Regions from separate parts of the Homo sapiens genome. Here region 1 is linked to region 2. A link is a loop called in an ENCODE intact Hi-C map of the cell type or tissue named here. Cell type or tissue: Caco-2. All regions are shown on one strand. Links, peaks and the distances in the headings refer to the core of each region. The heading gives the core; the rest is flanking DNA.

Region 1 (6,538 bases), core at 11-2,510, 110 kb after region 2:
TAAGCCCCTGTCCCTCGCCATACACTGATGCCTGGCAGCTAGAGCAAATGGCTCGTGTTCTTTGTCGAAGGCCTGTGGTGAGATTGTTTTGTTTCCTTTTGTTTTGTGAGTTTGTTTAAAATTGAAATTAGTTATTTTCTTCTGCTGGACAGTATTAAATAGAGCAGGATGTTGAGTTAATCTGCTAGATTGCAGTACTAATGGTAGTGGTTTAGTGTCTTCATGTTAATATTATTTGTACTTATTTGAACAATAATGATAAAGAAGTGGTTCATTATTTTTTAATTAATGCACTTTAAATAAGGTAGAATGGAAAAAACCCAGAGAGCAAAGTGCATTACTTAAAGATGCAGTATATACTTTTCTCATTTTTAAACAGCACATATTTATTAAGAGAAAAAAAGTAATTTATGACTATTTAAAATAAAATTTAAAAGTAGAGTGACTGTCAGGTAAAGAACCTTCAATGTAGCTATCTTCCAGGGGGAGGGCCCTGCAGCCTCGCTCCTCAGATGTCTGCACTGAGCCAGTTCAGTCACTAGTGCGCCAGCCAGGCCAGGAGGGAGTGCAGAGCATGTCTGCCAAGCACAGAGCATCTCAGTTGGACTGGACCACAGTGCTCCCGAGAGCCTGCCTTTCCTGCCCTTCCCCACCACCTGCACTGCCCCCCACATTCTCCCAGCCCCCCCCAAGGACCCCCTCTCCTTGACCCCCAGTGCTGTAAGTAATAGAGTCATTAAAATGCAGGACTGAAAGAGACCTCAGAGGTCTCTATCCCATCCCTTCCTGTTACTGCGGCCCAAGGACAGGAAACAACTTTTCCAAAATCCCACAGCTAGTTAATGACAGATCTCCCCACTACATTAATCCCGTGCTCCTCCTCACTGCCATTATAGTTTATTGTGTGGTCATGTTTACATTGTGACATCCAGCCCCAAGGATGGCTGGGAGTTGCTCAGGCATCCAGGAAAAGTGGGGAATGCTGCCATCTGGTGACAGCATGTAGATTTGGGCAGTGAACAGGGATTGCCATGCCCCAGTCTTCGCACCTCGCCCCCTCACCCCCTAACTCACAGCACAAACCCTGCAAACCCAAAGAGAATATTAATACTTGAAGCAAGAAGGGTGCATGCCAGTCCTTCTCCGACATGGCCAGGGGGTACCAGGCCTTGTGCGCCTGGCCTCCTAGCCCTAGCCAGGGCGAGAGGGCCTTTCCCTTGAGCTACTGAGCTGCTTTGTGATGCTGAAGGATACTGCCGGCAGCAGGCAGAGGAGGGAGGGGGCCTAGGGCTCTGACCCATCTGGAGGAAAACCAGATCGGACTAAAAAAGGAAAAAGAAAAACAAAATCTCCGCAGTGTCCAAACCTAGTTTCCCATGAGTTGCGACTGAAAATGTGAAACGACACTGTATTGCTGTATACTGCAACTTTAACCATAATGAGCCCTTCTGAGGTCATTATTGAGGTTCATATAATGCCCGAAGATGCAGCATTTGGTGCTTTGTTTTCCTTTCCGTTTCAAGACCTTTTTCTTTTATTGCAAGGGGAAAAAAATGTCATCTCCCCCCACCTCATCCCTCTTTGTGACAGCAGACCTGGCTGTGTTGCCCCTCTCCTCCTCACTATTCTCACCAGGCCATGGGACTTTGGGGGCAGTGAGAGAGAGCTGGAAAGGGGCAACCCTGAGCAGCAGGTGTGCCCCATGCCCTGTGGGTTTCCCCTATGTCCAATGACTGTAGACGGGCTGTCTTGCCAGGCCTCAGCCCCGTCTACCCTAAGCCTGGCCCCAAAGGTTTCTCTTTCTTCCTCCTTGATTTTCCATCTTGACGAAGGCATTATATAGAATCATTTTAATCACTTTCAGATGTTAGAGCAGCGTATTTTACAGGCATTTATATCCATTGCTTTCCTCAGCAAGGCATGTTACTACTTTTATCATCTAAGGAAAAAAGACAAGGGAATTCCAGTCAGGCATTATTTTCCTATTACTAGTGTTTGCAGAATAGGTGTAGGACTATTTAAGTTTAGACCTTGGTTTGGTAGTTCTTGTTTTTAATAAGGGGAAAAAGATAAAATAACCCCTATTTTTCCTGTTATTGTATTTAACTAATATATTATTTCTTTAAGGTTACTCACTTCCCCTACCCCTCCAAATACCTTGCATTCTCAATCAAAAATGGAAACAATCTGAGAGACAGGAAAAGTGCAATATTACCAAGATGGATGCCAGGGCTCATTGGGGACAATGGAGGGAATACCAGTGGCGCTCAGAGAGCAAGAGGCAGGGAGCGGGGTGCTGAAGGAATCCTAGCTGTGGAACAGGTGGGTGGGTTGGTGGAGTTTGATCTTGTGGCGTTCTCCTCTCCCCCTTCTTTGGGAAGATGATAGGGGTCCCTGCCAGATCCACCCAGAAGAAAGGGATTCAGGCATGGGGCCCTTGACCTCTAGGCCCCAGTCCCTGGAGCAGAGGCAGGCCCTCGGGAGCTGTTCCTTGTTTTGATTTCTGTTGTGGTGCAGCCAGCTGCTCAGAGAGACCTGGCCTAAAAATGACTCCCAGCAGCCCTCTCTCACCCCAGTGTCCTGATATTTGGGCTGTGATCCTTCTGGTGTATGTTTGAATCTTTCTAAAACTGGGTGCCCTCAGTTCAGTTTCTAGGCAGGAAGCCTAGAAGTCACCAGATCTTTTTGGGGGATGTGAGAACCTTGAGCCGCGCACACCCTGGTGAGACACCAATTCCCACAAGCCTGCAGCAGGGCCTGGGGCTGAGCCTGGGCTGCCCATTCATCTCAGCGACTTCAGCCTGAGAAGTGAGCCCTGCCTGGGCTCCACACCCAGAGAGTCCATACAAATTCTGCTCCGGGAAGAGTCGGGGGGTCTATTCAAGTTTCTCTGCAGACAAAACTTCCCACAACAGGTACCAATCTGGCCTCCTTCCTCAGCACCGGTAGAGAAAGCAACAGAATGGGAAGTTTCCTCTGGGTTGGAGCCTCAGAGCTCTGCCCCTCAAGGTGACAGGGACGTCCCTGTGGCTTGTTCCCTCCACCTCCAGTACTGTATGCTTGCTACTTCAACCCCCTATTTGGTGAATTTCTGCACAGACACAGATCTCTGTGCCTGGAATGGGACTGTGCCCTGTGCGGGTCTCTCCCTTGGCGTATATCCATCTAGATATTTAGTCTTTGAGAATCTCAAAGCAGAGCTCTCTGGGAAGAGAACTGTCCACATTGCTAAATAATTAAGATTCCCTCACTTTTTTGAGGGCCATGTGTTGTGAGAGAGAGAGAGAGAGAGAGAGTGTGTGTGTGTGTGTGTGTGTGTGTGTGTCTGTGTATGCAAGTGTTGGTAACTTCCCACTTGAACTAAATAACATGGGGTTAGAGAAAAAAAAATACCAGGCAAGCTGTCTCCATTGAACAAGTCCTTGGCAATGGGCAGGTCCCAAGGGACTCACAGCTTCTGGCAGCAAGTGTGTCATTCACACACATCATTCTGGCTGGAGAGTGCAATGTGTCATTTTTTTTTCTTTTTGTAATTATTTTATTAAGTATTTAGTTGGAAATTTCACACTGGCATTAACAGGTCTAGCATAAGTGGCCTAGGCAGTCATCCCAGGCTCCAAAATGAAGATGTGCAAAAGAGATGCCACTGGGAATAGAAACACTGAGTTGGTTCAGTTAGGTCATCCCCTGCAGACGTGTCATCGAGCAGGCTGACTCCCACCCCTCAGCCATGCCATGGGTATGAGAAGCCCCTTATAATGAAAGCTGCCAGCCCTTTCGTCCTTGTTTCAGAGGGTGGGTCAGGTGGTTGGGGTGAGAACTTGCTCACGGTGCACCCAACAAGACCTGCAGGTGCATATAAGTTTAGTCCCAACTGCAGGGCCAGACCAAACACTTCCTGGGAAGTGTGTGGAGGGCTGTGCTAGACCTTCCTGAGTTTCTGGCTAAATCATCAGCCCTGTTTGGTGCAGTCTCATGTCTCTGTGGTTCCCAAGCTGCATGATCAGAGCCAGTGAGAAGACAGGATCAGTGACCCACAGCTTTGGGGAAAAACAGCCCCACTGTTAACTTCCCTCCTGCAAACCTGGGTCCCCAGGCCATAAGGTGGGCACACTGGTGCTTACAGACTGGGTGGAGAGCCCTACCTTCCAAGGTCTTGATCCCAGCCTGCCTATAAGGTTGGGATTAGCATGCAATCCCCCTTCCCCAATCCTGTCTTTTTAAAATCTCAAGTTTGCACTTAACCTTGACAACAGCACCCTCTCCTACTCCAGTCCTAGAACTCAGTGGCCTTAGAGAATGGGGTCCCCTGCACTGAAGGTCCCCGCCTTGCTCCCAGTTCCATCCTGGCCAATAGGCTGCGCCTCAAGAGGTGAAAGAGAAAAAAGGGAGGGAGGGAGGAAGAATTATTTAGAACAAAAGGATGGCTCGAGCACGTTAGAGGCAAGTGAGAGGCACGTTGGTGAGAAGAGCATGTGCATGTTTGGGGTAGCTGGGGCCTACTGTCCCTTCATTAGGGAAGGAGGCTTCCAGAAGCGGATGTCTTCTAGAAAGAAAAATTGTGTGAAGGCTGAAAAGGGGCTTGGAGTTTTGTCTTTGTTGATTAGAAAGAAGGAAGAAGTCAGCTCTGAGTGTTTCAGGAAGAAGAGAGCAGGTAGAAAGGGAATTTAGTGATTTAACACCCAAGGGTCCAGCCATAGCAGGTTGGAAAATCCTCCAAATTTGGCCACAGAAACTGGCTAGGAAAAAACTGCCACTCATTGGGCCACACGCTGGGTCCCCATCAGTTCTCAATGAATGGTCATTGATTTACTTAGCAGAGAGAAGTCACCAGCCACAAACCAATCTTTGAGTTTGCAGGCCCTGATTCCAGAATATATGCATCCAGCTCCCGGGTTCTCAGCTGGTTTTGCCCACTTCCCTTTGACTGTCCAATCCAAAGCCAGTCTCTCAAGTTGTATGGCTCAAAGAGCAGTGACCACAATGGGTCATACAGTAGGGACCCACCTCCACAAATTAGAACCAGAGTTCAGACTCCATTGGGCACATCTGGGAGGAAGGCAACCTCCTTTGTCGTCTTGTTGGTACCAGTCATTCTCAAGTATCTCTGACACCTGTGGTGGTTCAGTTTGCTGAGCCTGCCACCTGGTATGAATTAGACTGGGTGTGATGAACATTCATCCATGGATATACCCTACCATTTTGCGTTGCCTTATAACCAAGGCACACTCCCCATAAGAGTTTACTGCAGAGAAAGAACAGCAAAACAGCCACCCTCCTTGAATTTACAACTCATTATCTGCAACAGGTTTTCTTTAAATCCAAGACACAGGATGGGAAATGGGTTTCCCCACCAGGTACTCAGAGGTCTGCAGGAAGTGACTCCCGGGCAAGGCAGACTTCAGTAATCCCTGAAGCGTGAGCATGTGGACTGCATGGCTGGGTGGGGACTGGTGGATGTCTCTGGAGCTCCAGAACCTTGGAGAATTCCTCATGGAATTCCCCTCCCAGCTCTTAGTGGGCTCTGTGGGGTCAGGAGGAGCCCTTCCTCCAGGTTTTCCTTCTTTCCTCCTCAGCAGAGAAACTGGAGAAAGGACATTAAACTCAGTGCAGTCGATTTGAGTGCTGAAATATTTCCAGAATCAATGGTGGTGCTAAACTATCTCCATGTTTCTAGCATTTTTAATAGTGGAGTTGGTTTGTTTTTAATCTCATCACAAAAATGCAGTGCCCTTGGGGAAGGGACCAGCCCCTTGGCCTGCCACTTTCCAGGTGTCCTTTATCACTTTGACGGGACTCTTTGGTCTGCAGAAAATGCTCTGTCTTGGCATGCTTCTAGACTGTAAGATTTGGGTTTTGTTTTGTATTTTATGTTTACATGCATCTTATATTTCCCTGAAAACTAAATAAAGTTTTGGGCCTTTTTAACCGAACGGAATCACCTCTTAATTCTCCCTGTCACCAAAAACACCCATCCAGCTGAACAGCCAATGTCCCATTATCCCAAATTGCAAAGTGGACTTCAGGATCCCAGGGCCCTCTGAAAGAAAGGACACTGGAGGGTGGGGGCAGGTAGGTAAGCTCTCGCTTTTTTTTTTTTTTTTAACAGGGTCTCACCCTGTCACCCAGGCTGGAGTGCAGTAGCATGATCATAGGTCACTGCAACCTCGACCTCCCTTACTCAAGCGATCCTCCCACCTCAGCCTCCTGAGTAGTTGGGACTACAGGCGCACCACCATGCCCAGATGATTTTTCTATTATTTGTAGAGACAGGTTCTTGCTATGTTGCCAAGGCTGGTCTCAAGCTCCTGGGCTCAAGCAATCCTCCTGCCTCAGCCTCCCAAAGTCTGGGATTACAGACATGAGCCAGCTCTCACTCTTGGTGAGAGCTGTGGTCAAGCTCCTCCAGCCTCTTCCCCACTTTTGGGAGGCTTTCTGGGCAGTGGCCAAGGCTTTGAAAGATGCAGATCTTGGGGCCAAGGACCCACATCCAGCAGGCCTAGCTGGCTCCTTAGCATGGCCCCCCGACCCTCTCCTG
Region 2 (6,978 bases), core at 1,540-4,039:
GGCTTGGAGCATTTGGAGCATCCCTGGTGCGGTGCCTGGGAGGGTGCCTGGAGGCCTGAGTTGAGCCCTTGAGAAGATCCCAGTAGGAGCCTGGCTGATGGACAGGGAGAAGGGACTGGCTCCTCTGAATGGCTCAGAGGCAGGAGCTTGGCTGTGGCCAGGTCTGATTTAATTTGGCAGAGGCAGGCTGCAGCTTAGACCAGGCTGTGCCTGCAAGCCAGGGAATTGAAGGTTAATTGCCAGGGGCACCTCTTCCTGGCCCCCACCCCAAGCAGGAGAGGGCACCCATGAGCCTGTCACCTGGTCTGAGACCCCTGGAGAACTGCAGTGTTGCCTCAGGAGCCAGTGGATGGGGGACATGCATTATCCCCATGCTGGCCCCCTCATGTGCTGGGCACGGTGCTAGGTCCTGGCAGCCACGAGGATCTTAATAGGCACGAGCAGGGGACACTTTGTGCTGCCCAAGACAGGAAATAATTCAAGGAAATTCAGGCATCTTGGTTTGGAATTTCCCAGAAGCAGATCTGAGGCTGAGGATTGCGGCTCAAGCAGTTTGGAGGTGACACTAGAAGGCATCAGTAAGGTGACACAGGGCAGGGAAGACAAGGCTGCCAAGCGCAGTGTCAACGAGCTTCATCTCGCAGGGACTGGCACCTGGCTGCAGGCTGTTCCCTGGGGGCAGGGGTGCTGGGGCATTCATGCACCCCTTTTCCCTCCCTCCAGGCCATCCCCAGACATAGCCGGAGGGAGCTGTCCAAAAAGCCTGTGTTTCCTACTGTGCTTAGGGTGACTGCCTGGGGTTTCCTGGTGCCCTTCTCCTGGGGAGGCCTGGGCTCCAACCTCCCACTGAGGGAGCCACTGGTTGGTGCTGCAGGAACCAGAGGAAAGAGCCTGGCAGCCGCAGGGAAGGTCAGGAAGTCCCCACCACCACCCACCCCAGCTTGGGGACCCGAGCTGAGGCCCTTTGTCACTAGCTGAGTTTCTGTAACGAGTGTGGAGACAGGACTGTGATTCACTCAAGGCCTGAGGTCGGCGCCAACAAAGGTTATCAGGAAGGCCTGCAGGGAGGAGGCCAGGCTCATGTGTCCCTTGTTCCAGAAGAGCCAGATCAGGGTACCAGAGACAGTCATTGAGCTTAAGGAGGCCAGGCAGGTCCCACACAGGTGCTCAAGCCAGGAGCGCAGGAGGACACTGGAAAGGGAGAGAGACTGTGGGGGCTGTGGGTGTGCAGGGAAGGCTGCCAGGGAGCTGGGCCTCCAAGTGAACTTGGGTGCTGAGGGAGGGTTTGGAGGCAAAAGGAGAGGGAGACAGCCTGGGCCAGGGTGACCTTGAGTGCAGGCTTGGAGATTTCCCAGCAGAGGAGGGCAGGAGGGTAGGAAGGTAGAGAGAGACACACACAAAAGCTCACGATGGTTAGGAGTCAGCTGGCACTGGAGTCAAATCCCAGCTCTGCCACTGGGCTAGTGACTTAACTGACTATGCCTCAGCTTCCTCTTCTGGGACATGGGAGTAATGATAGCATCTTCTTCTTGGTGGGTGGCTACAAGGATTAACTGAAATAATGTACATGAAGTACAGTGAGCAGCTGGGCCGGGTGGTTCACACCTGTAATTCCAGCACTTTGGGAGGCTGAGGCAGGAGAATTGCTTGAGGCCAGGAGTTCAAGATGAGCCTAGGCAACATAGCAAGACCCTGTCTCTAAAAAAATGTTTTTTAATTTAAAAATATTGAAATACAGCCTGGCGCGGTGGCTCACGCCTATAATCCCAGCACCTTGGGAGGCTGAGGCAGGCAGATCACGAGGTCAGGAGTTCGAGACCAGCCTGCCCAACACAGTGAAACCCCTATCTCTACTAAAAATACAAAAATTAGCTGGGCATGGCTGGCGGGCATCTGTAATCCCAACTACTTGGAGGCTGAGGCAGGAGAATCACTTGAACCCGGAGGCGGAGGTTGCAGTGAGCCAAGATCGCACCTCTGCACTCCAGCTTGGGCAACAGAGCTAGACTCCATCTCAAAAAAAAAAAAAAATTGAAATATATAGTGCCATGGCTAGCACATAGTAAGCACCCAGGGAGTATCACTTCCTAGGTACAAGACTCTGTTTTCAGACTTTAGCCCTGTCAGGGAGAGGGGTGAAGGAGGCCATAGACACTGTAGTCCAACTGCCAGAGGAGAGAGACACACGTGAGGCAATAGTGCAGGACATTAGCAAGAGCATCCAGGCTCCACTGTGATGCCAGGGTGGTTTCCATGACAACCAAGGTGATGTCACAGAGGACGGAGCACAGGAGGCCGCGGGCTGCTGCCATTCCGTCCTCATAAATAGGCAGGAAATGTACTGTCTGCACTTGCTGACCCATCTGTGACAATCAGGGATGACCTCCTGGAGGAAGTGGCACTTCCACTGAGCTCTACTCGGGGGGGAAAGGAGGGGAGAGCAGAGATGCAGGGTCTGCCTATCCTGCCAGGCAGGGATTGAGAACAGGTGGAGGATGCTCGGGATGGTGTTAGCAGCGTCTGACCAGCCTCTTGAGACCATCCGGCAGCCCTGAGCTTGGTTACTGGTTGTCAGGGAATTCGTGCATTTATTCAGGAAACACGATTATAACCAGCCCTGTGCTGGGCCTGGCAAGACACACACAGTTCCTGCTCTCAGGGAGCCTACTGTTGAGGGGAAGAAATAGACAACAAACAAGGCAATGGCAAAAATATAAAGGCAATGGTGACAGCCACACAGGAAAATAATCCAGTGCTCTGCTAGAACAAGGTTTGGGGGGGTGCCAGAAAGTGTATTAGGCTGGGAGCTGGGGCCCAGGACAGCATTGGTCCGGCATCACTGCCCCCAGAACTTAAAAAACCTCTGCTGAGAGGAGGCTGTAAAACCAGCCCTGGTGAGGCCAGGCCATCCTCAGGCTCCTCCAGTCCAGCCACTGACCCACTGAGCAGCCACACCAGCGGCAGAACCACCAGGAGGCAGCCCAGGAAGCTTGACAGCTGCAGGTGCTCTAGAGGGGATGCTCCATCACCATCGGAAACCACAGTGCATCTCTTGAGCATGTGGTCATGGACGCTGTGACACTGTGACCCACTGTGCGGGTCACCAGCCAGGTTTCTTCCTGTTGGACATTCTCATGCCAGCCCTGAAGTTGTGACCTCCCTAAGGAAGAGTCTAGAACTCAGTGATGTCATTTGGGTATTTCTTTCTTTCTTTTTTTTTTTTTTTCTTTTTGAGACAGAGTCTTGCTCTGTCACCCAGGCTGGAGTGCAGTGGCACGATCTTGGCTCTCACTGCAACCTCCACCTCCCAGGTTCAAGCGATTCTCCTGCCTCAGCCTCCTGAGTAGCTGGGATTACTGGTGCACACCACCACACCCAGCTAATTTTTGTATTTTTAGTAGACAGGGTTTCACCATGTTGGCCAGGCTGGTCATTTGGGTATTTCTGACCCTGAGTCTTTGCCTTCGTTTTACCTTTCTCTTCACCACCTACTCCTCATTTAGCTTTTCTGTCTGGATTTTATGTGTCCTTCTTAGCCACAAGGTGGTAAATGAACAGTGTGGTGGTTAGGATTTGAGCACTAGACTGAGCCAGGTTGGCCTCCAATCCCATCTGTATCCCTCACAAGCTGTGTTACTTTGGGCAAGTCACATGCTCTCTCTGATCCTCCATTTCTCATCTGTAAAATGGGGATAGTAAGGGACTCTGCCACACAGGCATGTAGTGAGGATAAAATGAGCTGATGTGTGTCAAGGGTTTAGTTTAGCACCTGGCATAATGTAAATGCTTGACAAATGTAGTGCTCTTGTCAATAATAGTATTAATAATAATAAGAGCAGCACTACCACTCCCACCTTTGGGTAAGAAGAGCTCACTCACGGTGGGGAGAACTGCTCAGTGGTGACTCCCACCAAGGCCTGGCCCACGCCCGCCCTTCCCTCCCCCTGTTTGCCACCATACTTTGGGGTTCATGGGCACAAGCCTGCTCCGGGACCTCGGGGGCTTTACCTTGGTGTAGAAGCTCAGGAGAGGTTGCTTGGTGGAGGATGGAGGTGGCGGCCCACGGCTGGCCTGCTGGGACCTGTAGTGGACAGGCTGGTGAGCAGGCAGGGCCCTCACTGTAGTTGCAGCTGAGCTGGCCCAGGAGCATTCAGGGTTGACAGGAAGGCAGCTGGAGAAGGCTGGGAGCATGGAGGTATTACCTAGGTATTACCTAGGGTTCCTGGATGGCCCCCCTGCTACAAGCAGGACACAGGCTTGTCCTGTGAGCCTGGAGCTGGAGGCCTCTTTGCAAAAGCCCAATCAGGGAAACTAAGGCACAGAGAGGGCTGCCACCACCCAGGTCATGCTGCCTGCTCAGACAGCCAGGCCTGGAACCCATGTCTCGGGCCTCACAGGCTGGGATGGCCCTGGTTTGGCATCTTACAGGACTCCTCCCTAGACCCCGTCCTTTACATGTATGCTCTGGCAGACCCTGGGGAAGCCCCCAGGCCGCCCTGCACCCAGGCTAGCCCAGGAGCCACCCATCCCTGGGCACACAGGCCCTTGGCCAGGAGCCCGTTTGTCCTGCGTTTTGAGTGCCTGCTGTGAGGAGCATGGCAGCCACTGCCCTCTGTGGAACAGGCTCATTAAGTCAGCCTCTTGGTCCAGCATCGAGGGGGATCCAGACTTGGCTGTCACTCCTGTCGCCTCTGGGGAGACCCGTCAGCCTGGCAGCAGCAAGGGATTCTGGGGGAATGTGAAAGTGATAACAGTCATTCAGATGGACCTGGAAGTCCCCAGCTCTGCCACCCCCAGTGCTGCCAGCCACCAGCCACCAGTGTGGTCTCAGCAAAGTGGCTTTACCCTGCAGAGCCTGGGTTTCTTCATCTCTGTACAGACACCCCAAGCCTTGCTCCCCCCTCCCCCTGAGGCCAGCCAGGCCCGTGTCCCTGCTTCTTCCCATGCTGCTCCTCCTCCAGTGGCCACCGCCCCCACCTTCCTGGCTCCTTCTCTCAGTGCCCTCCTTTGGCCAAGCCCATTCTGTCCCAGGTGGTTCTGTCATTTCCCCTGCAAGTCACAGCTCTTCCAGAGTCCCTCCCTCTCCCCTCTCGAGGGTGAACCAGTGCTGGCAGCAGGGCCCTGTGACTGGCAGGTGGAGCTGGAGCAGGTGGAGGATCTGTGTATGCGCTCCCTGTTACTGAGCCTGACTGTGCACGGGGGACTTTATGTGTATTAACTTGTTTATCCCCCAGCAATCCAATTAGGTGGATCATTTCAGTCTCTGCACTTTATAAATGAAGACAGAGACCCTAAATAATCTGTCTGGCAGAGCTGGGATTTGAACCTAGGCAGCTACACACACACAGAGAGACACATACACACACATGCACACACGCACCATGGGAGCCAAGCAAACCTTCTGGCCATACCATGTCAGAGTCTGGACTGTACTGTCCAATAAAGTAGCCAGTAGCCACGGTGGCTCTTTAAATCTAAGTCTTAATTAAACAAAATGAAAAATTCAGTGTTTGAGTCATACTGGTCACAATTCAGTGTTTGAGTGCTCAGCGCCACTGTGGCCAGTGGTACCATACTGGACAGGACAGATAGAGACTATTTCCATTACCCCGGAGAATTCTACTGGACAGCTCCTTTGAGGGCACCACTGTTGGGGACAGAATTGGAACATTCAGTGCTATTGGGGGTCAAAATCAGAGTGGGCTTTCTGGAGGAGGTGCCCCTTCCTTAGGCCTTGAAAGTTGTGAAACACTAGGCAGGGCAGGAGGGGGCCTGTGGTGGTTGCAGCACAGACAACCGAGTCTGCAGCCTTGCCTCCCATTGCAAGCTGTGTGACACCAGGCAAGTGACTTAAGCTGACTGAGGTGCATCTGTAAAATGGGGCTAACGCAGCTGCCTCTGTTGGGCTGGGCACATCTGGCTGCTTGGTGCTTGTGGGTTTGTCACATGGTGTCTAGGAAAGTCTGGGAGGTTCAGGTTCCTTCACTGTAAGAGGCGATCACCCGGGCCTCCCAGGGCCATGCAGGTGGGCTAGGTGTGTGGGAGGAGTGTGGGGCCCTCCGAGTCCTCTTTCCCACAGAGGCCAAGGCAGAAACAAGCACAGCCTGACTTTGGGTGGGCTCCTTGGCCTCCATGGGAAATAGGGAGCTCCTTGGCCCAAGCTCCCAGTCTCAGGTCGAAACTAGGCCAGGGCTGGGGAGTTAGGGGCCATCAGCCAAGGATCGACCCAAGAGGTCTGTGCTCTGCAGTGGGGCCCTGGTATCTGCCCGTGTGTCACACACACCCATACACACACGTGACACAGAGACCAGGCACATGTCTGCAGATGGGGCCAGTGTAGCTTGAGGGGCAAAGCAGTCCTCTGGCTCCCCCGACACAAGTCCTCACCCCACCACCTGAACAAGGGAAACCAGAAGGAGCTAGAAATGTGATCCTCAGGCACAGAGCTGGTGCCACAGCCTTCAGGGAGAATCTCTCTTTAGGAATACTGCCGCTGGGTTGTTCTCAGCAACTTCCTTCTAAAATCTGAGCTGCTTCCTCTGGGGCTCAGTCCAGCCCCAGCTGCCTGTCCTGCTCCCCCAAGACATACAGCCTTCTTGCCCTCCGCACCCAGCATGCACACACACACACACACGCACACACACAGGCTTACATCTGTTCCTGCCCCTGCACCGTTGCTCACACCATCCCTTCCACCCCAAATCTCCTTCCTGCTTCTGCTCTTTTTAAACAGTCTTCATCTTTCAAGGGCTAGCTCTAGTGCCCCATCTTCCACATAGCCCTCCCTGACCACCCCAGACCACTCTGATCTCCCTGTCCTGGAAATTTCTATACAGTGTTTCCTTTGACCAAGCTTTGGGGCACCTGATCACAAGGGAACTTGTATGTTGTCTTTTCGTGGGTGTTTGCCATCTCTTTCCAGCTAGATGGACAAAAAAATGAAAAAGAGGGCAGGACAGTGTGTCTTCTGCCACTCTC

Evidence for each region. Peaks named below come from ENCODE experiments on the same cell type or tissue, not always from the same donor. Only the 100,000 strongest peaks of a DNase experiment are listed, where the experiment ranks them.
Region 1: a loop joins it to region 2, with 7 times the contacts of the local background. A loop is called at or near these places in 5 of 110 quality-filtered maps.

What each region holds. Positions count from the first base shown.
Region 1 is chr10:103,593,422-103,599,959 of GRCh38, reverse strand. It overlaps SH3PXD2A (SH3 and PX domains 2A), which reads left to right. Exons shown (of 15, transcript NM_001394015.1): 15 at 1-5,933. Among named protein-coding and RNA genes, the nearest start is that of NEURL1-AS1, 79 kb to the right of the region's middle. RefSeq lists an enhancer at 814-1,108. In Caco-2, for the core only: a CTCF peak has its summit at 999 (motif pointing left); a DNase peak (open chromatin) is centred at 959.
Region 2 is chr10:103,702,253-103,709,230 of GRCh38, reverse strand. The region is part of intron 5 of SH3PXD2A (SH3 and PX domains 2A); the gene reads left to right. Among named protein-coding and RNA genes, the nearest start is that of SH3PXD2A-AS1, 41 kb to the left of the region's middle. RefSeq lists enhancers at 1-574, 575-1,554. In Caco-2, for the core only: no CTCF peak of the experiment used is centred there; a DNase peak (open chromatin) is centred at 2,978.